Linked DNA regions of Homo sapiens: region 1 is linked to region 2. The links are chromatin contacts, found by Hi-C or POLR2A ChIA-PET in ENCODE. All regions are on one chromosome and are shown on one strand. Each heading gives the region's core, a stretch centred on a gene start or an enhancer-like site at or near the end of the contact. The rest is flanking DNA. Distances are from core to core; before and after follow the strand shown.

Region 1 (4,373 bases), core at 163-2,662, 110 kb before region 2:
AGGCCCACCCTCGATCCCTCCCCTTGGGTACCTGGCTGACAGGGCCCCCAGGGTGGCGCCAGTAGCCTCCAGCCAGGCCTAGGCGGGGGAGCACCTGCTGGGTGTTTCTTAGCTTGCTCTCCCTCCCTCGCTTCGCTCCCCTCAGCCGCCGCCATCCGTGCCCGGCGCTCCGCGCAGCTGCGGCCCAGGCCCAGAGAAAAGGTGTATGTCTCCCTGGCAACCCATCACCACGCAACAGGGTCTCCCGGGATACGGCCCGGGATGCGCTGACGTCAGCGCGGAAGGCGCGAGCTCTCCGCCTGCTGGCACAGCGCCGAGCAGAGCAGACCGGCACGGGGGCGGCCTCCCGGCCCGCCGCCGGATAGCGCCTCCGCCCGCCGGAAAAGGGAGCCAGAAGCTGGCTGGCCAGGCGTGGGTGGGGGCTGCAGATCCCCTTTATATGGATGACGTCCTCCTTCCCCCCACCACCAGGGGCCCAGCACCTCTGGCAAGTCCTGACTGTCCACCGAGGAAGGGCGGGAGGACCTGCTCCAGCCTCGGAGGGTTCGAGCAGATCCCAAAGAGGATAGAGAGAGACCCCGAGGAAGTTCGATCCACTCCACAGCCCAAGCGGGGTCCGAGGACACTGAGAGGAAGGGGAAAGGCTGTTGAGCTGTGCCCCTACTTCTGCAGAGATCCCCATTTTCATCCAGTATTGCCGTATCATTTCTCGGCCCCTCCCCCACCTTCCAGAAGACCAGCGCCCACTGAGTGCTCTCCTCAACTCTAAAAGCCCCCATCCCACACATCACTGACCCTCGGGCCCCTGGGGCCATTCTGTGGCAGCCCACTTGCCACCTTCCTGCTCTGGATAAATTTTGCCTCAAAACCCTAGGGTGAAACCAAACAATGATAAATTCTGACTCTCCTTCCCGTTTCCCAGCCTACCCATTCCTCTTGGAAAGCACACTGAGTTCTTCCGCCATCACTGTCCCCCCCACCACCGCCACCCTGGACCCTTTGCAGGAGGGTTGCCTTCCTTCTCTCTTCCTGCTGCCTTCTTTCCTCTCGCCAGCCTCAGCTGGTCCACAGCTCTTTACTCTTCTTTTCTGACGAACTCATGATATTTTTTCTGATTTTCACCCCTGTCCCCTGAAGCCGTTTCCTGATGCCCTGTCTGGCCCCAGCCTGGTTCTCCCTGTTTCAGCCTGGTTCTTAATATCTAAGCCAGAGTAATTTTCCTTTTCCACCTAAGCACCCTACTGCTCAGCTTCCCATCATCTCCCAGATCACATCCATGATCCCTGGTCTCACCTCTGCGACTTGTCTGACAAGTCCATCGTCCTCCAGGCCCTTCACGCTGCCACAGAAACATTTTGCCCAGCACAGAAATCATAGGCATGCTGGCTGTGTTGATGCAGAGAACCAAAAGCCCAGAACCGCTCCAGGCTCAGCTCCCAGTTCTATTCCTGTTTTGGCTCCGGATGCTGAGCCAGTCCCCTCCCCATTTGGAACCTGTGCCTAGTCACATAAGGAGAACATTCCTGCCTCATGGCTCTGAGGAGGTGGGAACACCAGGGCTCAGCCAAGCTCTCTGGGACTCGGGGAGCTGAGGCCCATTCCCTAGACAGTGCCAACAGGCAATGTACATCACAACTGACCTTTAGCTGGAGCAGCCGTCTCTATCCCTGAGCCTCGGCCAGCTGTTGGTCCCCAGAAATGCTACCAACCAGAAGGAAAACAGGAGGTTACAGGCCATCCCTGGCCCCCAACTGGTACCTAACCAGGGCTCTCGAGGCCAGTCCTGAGGTCAGCCAAACTCACCCCTGACAAGAGAAGGTGATGACTTCCTGAACTCCAAGCCTTGATAGGGCCAGAGAGATCAGAGCAGTCAGCTGCTCCTCAGCTTCAAAAGCCACGAGGTTAACTTAGGACTACAAATCCCAGAATTCCTCAAGGGAAGTACAAATCTCAGCCAGTCTTAGCTCCAAAGAACATCAAGTACCAACCACACCAAGGCCTGTGTGACTGACCACCTGCCCTGAAGGTCCAGGACCCATCCCAAACCCAGTCCTGCCTTGCCTTATGCGTGGAGAAATCCACCACACCGGAGTAAAGGAAGCTGGCCGACCTCTGATGCACAGGACTACGGCCAGGCCCGGTGTGCATGGCCACCCACGGAAACCGAGGCCCAGGCAGGGGTCAGCACTGTGGGAAGGAAGCCCTGATGGCCTGCCTCTGGGTTCCTCTTTCCCTCCACAGAGTAGAGTGATTTGTTTTTGCTGAGTGGGGGCAGGACATTAAAACAACTGTAATAGGTGAGAGGTGATTCAGTGTTCACAGGTGCCCCAAACGGGACCTCAGTCCCCCTTCGCCGACTGACTGAAGAGGGGAGTCAATGTCCGACAAAAATTCTGTGGTAGGGTGCTTAGCCAGGACCGAAAGGCTACCTCTTTAAGAAGATGGGGACACGGCTGGGAGAAGCAGGTTCCCAGCACAGGGCCACTCCCAGGACTGTGAAGGCAGAGGTGTAGGCGGAGGGGAGTGTGTGTGTGGGCGCGCAAGGCCAGTCGCCGAGGGCTGGAGTGGTGGGGGCATCGGGCTGCCCAGCCCCTCCCGGGGCTGTGCGTCTCCGGCCACCCTGAGCAGTGGGCACACGGCAGCCAGCGGCGAGACCATGCGTCTGCCCTGCAAAACCCCAAGGCAGGCAGGCCGTGGGAGCGAACCGGAGTCGGTCTGGCCCCTTCCCTGCTCATTCCCGCTCCCTCCTGTTGCCTGGCCCGCCTCCCGGTGCAGGCTCCTCCCTCTCCCGACACCGGCCCCCTCCTCAAGGCCCCCACCCACCCGCGGCCCGCGCACCGGCGGCCGCAGCCCGACTCCCCAACCCGTACCCGGCCTCCGCCTCTTACCCTGACCCGCCGGGCTCCGAGAGCCGATACAGCCCATGGCCGGGCACCCAGGCACGCTAGCCTGCGCTCGGGGCGCGGGCCATCGCCTTGCAGAGGGTAGGGTCGCGGCCACACTGGGGAGGGGAGAGCCCGTGAGAGGGGAGGGGTGGGAGCCGCGCGTCCGCCGCCGCTCCCCGGAGAGGGAACCGGGCCGGTGACGTAAGCGCGGGGGCGTGACCGCCGCGTCACCACCCAAAGTAGGCGGGGCGCAGCGACGTCACAGCCACGCAGAGGCGGCCTGGACCGGGTTCGAAAATGCCGGTCCTCTCCTCCCAGAGCCGACTGCCACCTGAAGGCAGGGGCGGCGAACACTCACTAAGCCAGCCCAGTCACACTACACGGGGTCGCAAAACCTCCCTTCATGCATCCAGCCCCTTCATTTTACAGATGACACCTTCAAGCCATAAAGGGATTCTCCAGCTATAAACAACCCGAAACCCAAAAGCCTTCCCCACACAGGGGCTTGAATCATTCTGGTAGGAGAGCAGAGCCTAGCAAGGATGTCCTATCACTAATCTCCCTTTTCTCCGGACCAGGAAGGCACCTATCAAGCCCATCTGAGGGCCCAACCTTCCAGGAAACCTCAGATCCCTGCAATCATGGACAGGGGAAGAGGCAGGAGGGGTGCCAGGTTACAGGGAACAGCGCTACAGTACCAGCTCTGGGAAGGATCCCCACCTATAAACACCTTCTCTAGAGGGAGCAGGGCATAAAGCAGAAAGGCAGTGAGCTTAATTGAATTCATGTTTAATAATTACAGGCACCGTGCCCCCCCTTCCCCCTGCCCAGGCAACAGCAGGGGTGGTACAGGGGCTGGGGCATATGCCCCCAGCAGCGAGGACGGCAGTCCCGAGAGTGATTTTCAGAAAATAAAAAAAAGGACCCCAGGGGCAGGCGTTGGTGCCCCTCCCCACCCCAAGACACACCAAATTTCAAGACTTTATATATAATATATCTCTGTGCCCCAGGGGGAGGAGAGGGACACCTGGCGGCATCCTGGAGGGGGGCCCAGGCAGCCCCAAGCCATCCTGCCTCTTCAGCCACTTTATTAGTTCAGACACATCACACTACAGGCACCCACTGCCACCGCCGCTGCTGCCGCCCCCCTGCAGTCCAGGCGGCTAGCCGGGCCATCTGTGTGTCCATGGGGCTCCAGGTCCCCGGCCCCACCAGCCCTCAGTTGTGGTCAGACTCCTCCTCTGCTTCACGGAGCCACTTGAAGAAGGCTGTGACAGATTTAAGGGCCACACCCTTGCCCTGCTGCTCAGCGGGGTCCTTGCTACTCTCCCAACTGTAGAAGGCATCCTCCTTCACCACGTCCTCGTCATACAGTGCGTCAAAGAACATCCGCAGCAGGTCTGCAAGCAGGCGGGACAGCAGTTAGAGGTGACTGGCCACCGCCACCCCAGCCCACCCCAGGGAACCCTCCCAAGTTCCACTGTTCAA
Region 2 (4,229 bases), core at 515-3,014:
AATGGGGTGAGAGCGAGGGCCTTGGCTGCTAGGCACAGGAGTCTACACTTGATTCACTGGCCCACGCGGGGCCGGATTGAGGTGTGCAGCCTAAAATAGTAAGGGGCCGGAGGGGACCACCAGGGGAGAAGGCTCCCTTTGCAGCCCCCTAGAGAGACCGGTCTCCTGGGCTGTAAGGGTTGCTGGCGCCCCCGCAAGCCCTGTGCTGCCTGCTGTGTCTGTCTCCCAGGCTGTGAACCTCCGGGCCATGTTCTCCCAGCACCTGGCGCAGGTCAGGTGCCCAGCCCACGACTGCTAAATACCAGGATGAGCCAATGAATGCACAAGGCAGTGCCCGGAGGAAGGCGGGGGACGGGCGGAGGCCGAGCGGATGCGGGAGCCTGAGCTGCGCCCGGCTTTCAGGAGCGCGGGTGCGGGCGCGCGGAACTCACCCTGCGCGCAGCGGCGGGGCGTCGGGGTCCCCAGCCCCGGGCCCAGAGCGCGGCAGCAGGCGGCCTGCGAGCGGCGCCGGCTCTGCAGCTGGAAGGAGACGCGCCGTCCGGCGGCCTCGGCCTCGAAGCCGGACACCACCTCGGCCTCGGCCAGCGGGTACACGAACACGCCTGGGGAGGGCGGCGGGAGGCGGCGTCGGACCCTGCCCGGCGCACCCCCCGCCGCGCCCGCGCCCCACCCGGGCCTCACCGTCCACCGGCTGCGGCTGCGGGTTGCGGTAGGTGAGCCGGGCCCGCACGCTGAGGCAGGGGCCGTTGGCGCAGGCCCGGACCCAGGAGTCCGTGAGCGGCAGCGGCGTCCAGCTGGAGGGGCAGTACAGGCCGGGCATGGCGCCGGGAGGCCGGCCCTGCGGGAACGGGCCGGGGAAGCTGGGCGCAGGGTGACGGGACGCCCACCCCGCGCTCCAGAGGCCAGCGCGAGAGTCTCACTCCAGCACCCGGACGGGGCCTGCCGGGGCGCGAGGCCGAGCGGGAGCTCCTGAGGGCGACAGGTGGCGGGGGAGATAAGGGGGCGGCAGGCGTGGTGGCGAGGAGGGCATCCTCACGCGTTACCTGGGCAGCCGGGCCGCGGAGGGTTAATGATTAACGCGCGCTTCGGCGCCCAGCAGTCCCGCCGCGGCTCCCCCGGGGGTGGGGGCGGTCACAGCTGTTCCACCGCCCACTCCCAACCTCGCAGCCACCCCCGTACCTGCCGGCCCCCCGGGGCCCCCCGCGGCCGCCAGCTGTCGGAAGCGGCGCGGGTGGAGATGGAAGATGCTCCGGGAAGGCGGAGGTTTAAAGGGCCCGAATCCCCCCGGAGGCCCCCGGCCCTGCGAGGGATCGCGGGGGCAGGGTGGATGGGGCGCCGAAAGGGCCTTGGTCTTTCTCTCCCTGGTGCCTCATCCGACGGGGGTGCTGGCCGGAGTGGAGGGGTTAAGGGTGGGAAGAACGAGCTGGGAAAGCGAAAAGAGGGGGTCTTTGGGAGGCAAGCCCGGGAGAGGTGTCGGGCCAGGGAGAGTCCGTGGGAGCCGCCAGGTTACCGCTCCCTACCCCGGCAGAGCTGATGTGGGAGGAGGGGGCACCTGCAGTGGCCGCGGCCCGCGCAGGGGATGCCGCGGGCTGGCTCTGGGGATCGCCCCGCTCCCTGTGGCAGTCTCAGCCTCACCGTCGCGCCCTCCGCGGAGTTCTAGGTGCCCACGGGATCCGTGTGGGTGGTGCCGCCTCTGCGCTCCGGGTGGCCCTCGGTCCCGGCACCTGCCGGCCGCCAGTTCGTGACTGTGGCTGCAGCGGCTCTGAGTCCCGGCAGGGGCGCGGGCCCTGCCGGCGGTGGTCCCGCCCCCGTTCCGAGAGGCCGCCCCTCCAGCCTGCCCTGGCCACGCCTGCTGCTGCTGCGGCGGGGCTGGCGCTCCCCCCTCCTTCGGGCGCGGTACCGCCTCCGCGCCAGCCGCGGCAGCCCGAGCCAGACTGGGCACCGCAGTGCAGGGACCGCGTCCCCGCCGCCGCACGGATCCCCGTCACTGCAGGACCGAGGCCTCAGAGACCCCACCCTTTCCATTCTTCAGGAATCAGGCGTCCTGCAAGTGCCACCGACACTGCCGCGACCCCAGCTATCCCATTACCACGACGGCATCCCATTCCCCAGCCCACCCCACCCCCTGCCCTGGGTTGCTTCCCATCGCTGCAGAGACCCTCCCTCCTGACTGCAGCGAACCCCCCAGCCCCCCATCACCGTCACCGCAGGACTCTTCCCCCAAGAAGCTGGCCCCTTTCCTTTGCAAAGTGCTCTTCATCACTGCAGAAAACCTCCCCCATCCCTGCAGGTACTTTTAGTTCATGCAGCCACTTCAGTGACCACTCACTCCAAGCAGGGATTCCTCATCACTGCAGCGACCTCCTCCCACCCCCAAGCAGCCGGCCTTGGCATCGCTGCAGTGCCAACCACTTCTGCTGGGGTGGGAGGGTGTGCACAATAGCGCCCTCAGCCTATAACCCCTTGGTCTCTTCAGCTGTGCGGGCCTTGGGAGTGAAGCCTTCTAGCCTGAAGAGCCTTCTTATGGCTGCAGACCGTCCCCTCATAGCAGTGACCCCCACCCATCACCGCAGCCCTGAAGAGAAAACATCTCTGCTTGTCAGGAGGGCCCCTTGTTATTGGCAGACTTTGCATGTGCTTGACAGTGTTATGCTGTCAAAAAGTAGGAAGGTCCGGAAAACCTCTCCCAGGTCCCCCAAGGAAGAGTCTGAGAGCCCTGGGGAAGTGAGAGGAGATGACCATGTTTGGGGATCATCCATGTAAGCTTTTTGGCAGATGCCATACTGAGATTCTGCAGAGAGAGCTTGAGGAGAGCTGGGGATGGAGGACAGCCAGTAGGAAGTGAGCTTTCGAGTCGGGCCCATGGTTCTCACTCCTCCGCATTAACTCTCTCCTTCTGATTTCAATCACTATCACCAGGGATCATCCCCCCGGGGGATCCCTGCCTCCTTGAGTATCTGAGCCCTCAACCCCAACCATCTCCTTTGCTCACCCTACTTAGCATGGTGGAGAGAGCTTGACCTTTTCCCAGGGAATTTCATGGGTGGAAATGCACAGGAATGATACAGGGAGCACAGACACAGTCACACGTACCCAACACACAGGGAGCTCCAGCTGGGTCCTAGCCCTCTTTCCATACTACCTGGGTCATGGTTCCATTCACCTCTCTCCCCCTTTCTCTACTGAGTCTGTTCTCAGCTTCATCCTGAACGAGGGTCCCTCTTTCAGGCCTAGGGAGAAACAGTGGATGGGCTGATGGTCCCTCCAGGTGATCCAGGGCCTCAGGTAGGACCAGCCCTGGCCCTGAGGGCCTCACAAAGGTCCAGGCAGTGGCCACCTTTCCACAAGCACCTTGTGCTCTGCCCCTTCTACAAATGAACCAAGAGCTACATGTAGCCCTTGGACAAACATGAGGTTGCAAATAGCAGTCATTAGGGAGGTCTCCGACACATGGAAATGGAAAAAGAGGTCCTTCTGTTTGGTCCTGAGGAGAGCTTAGATGTAAGACAGCCTCCCAGGAAGATAGCATCCCTATCAGAGACCAGACACACACACTGGCAGAAGTCAAACTTTGCTGCAAAGCTGGACCAACCCTGAGATCTTGCTAGGAAGGTCTCCTTAGCTGAGGCAAATGGAGGGAGAGACAGGTGAATGGCTCCACAAAAAGCATAGGGCACCCTGCAGGATGAGGGGCAGGGGGTGGGGAGCCAGTGCTGGCTGCCTGGCACCTTGGGTGGGGCAGTAAGAAGGGTCTCTGAGGCCCAGCTGGAAGGCCCTCTGGTGGTGAGGCAGCAGCATGACAGCCAAGGGCAGAAGGGGACAGCACAGGAACCAGATTCCAGATCTGAGGCCGGGCTGAGGGATAGCATGGGGTGGGCTACGTGGTAGTCATAGGAGAATAGATGATATAGATGATATACATATAGATATAGATATATAGATATATTTTTTGAGACAGAGTTTCGCCCTGTCGTCCAGGCTGGAGTGTAGTGGAGCGATCTCGGCTCACTGCATGCAACATCTGCCTCCCAGGTTCAAGTGATTCTCCTGCCTCAGCCTCCTGAGAAGCTGGGATTACAGGCGAGCACCAGCATGCCTGGGTAATTTTTTGGATTTTTAGTAGAGACAGGGTTTCACCATGTTGTCCAGGCTGGTCTTGAACTCCTGAGCTCAGGCAATCTGCCTGCCTCAGCCTCCCAAAGTGCTAGGATTATAGGCATGAGCCACTG

Evidence for each region. A loop is a pair of places that touch in the nucleus more often than their neighbours do. ChIA-PET counts read pairs that join two places held with the same protein, here RNA polymerase II (POLR2A). Pooled maps may share reads with other maps.
Region 1: a loop to region 2 is called in a pooled map, with 4 times the contacts of the local background. The contact joins the promoter of FAM131A here to the promoter of VWA5B2 in region 2. A Hi-C loop is called at or near these places in 4 of 50 pooled maps. POLR2A ChIA-PET finds 5 or more read pairs at or near these places in 2 of 52 experiments (GM12878 and activated B cell).

The regions. Positions count from the first base shown.
Region 1 is chr3:184,334,639-184,339,011 of GRCh38, reverse strand. FAM131A (family with sequence similarity 131 member A) reads right to left here and starts at 1,412. Exons shown (of 6, transcript NM_144635.5): 1 at 1,294-1,412; 2 at 483-625. The coding sequence starts at 1,381. EIF4G1 (eukaryotic translation initiation factor 4 gamma 1) reads right to left here. Exons shown (of 33, transcript NM_198241.3): 33 at 3,659-4,285. The coding sequence ends at 4,104. RefSeq lists enhancers at 259-870, 4,179-4,328 and silencers at 2,669-2,738, 2,662-2,862, 2,779-3,208.
Region 2 is chr3:184,227,120-184,231,348 of GRCh38, reverse strand. It overlaps VWA5B2 (von Willebrand factor A domain containing 5B2), which reads right to left and starts at 1,764. Exons shown (of 20, transcript NM_001390846.1): 1 at 1,636-1,764; 2 at 682-969; 3 at 432-602. The coding sequence starts at 820. RefSeq lists a silencer at 1,657-1,996.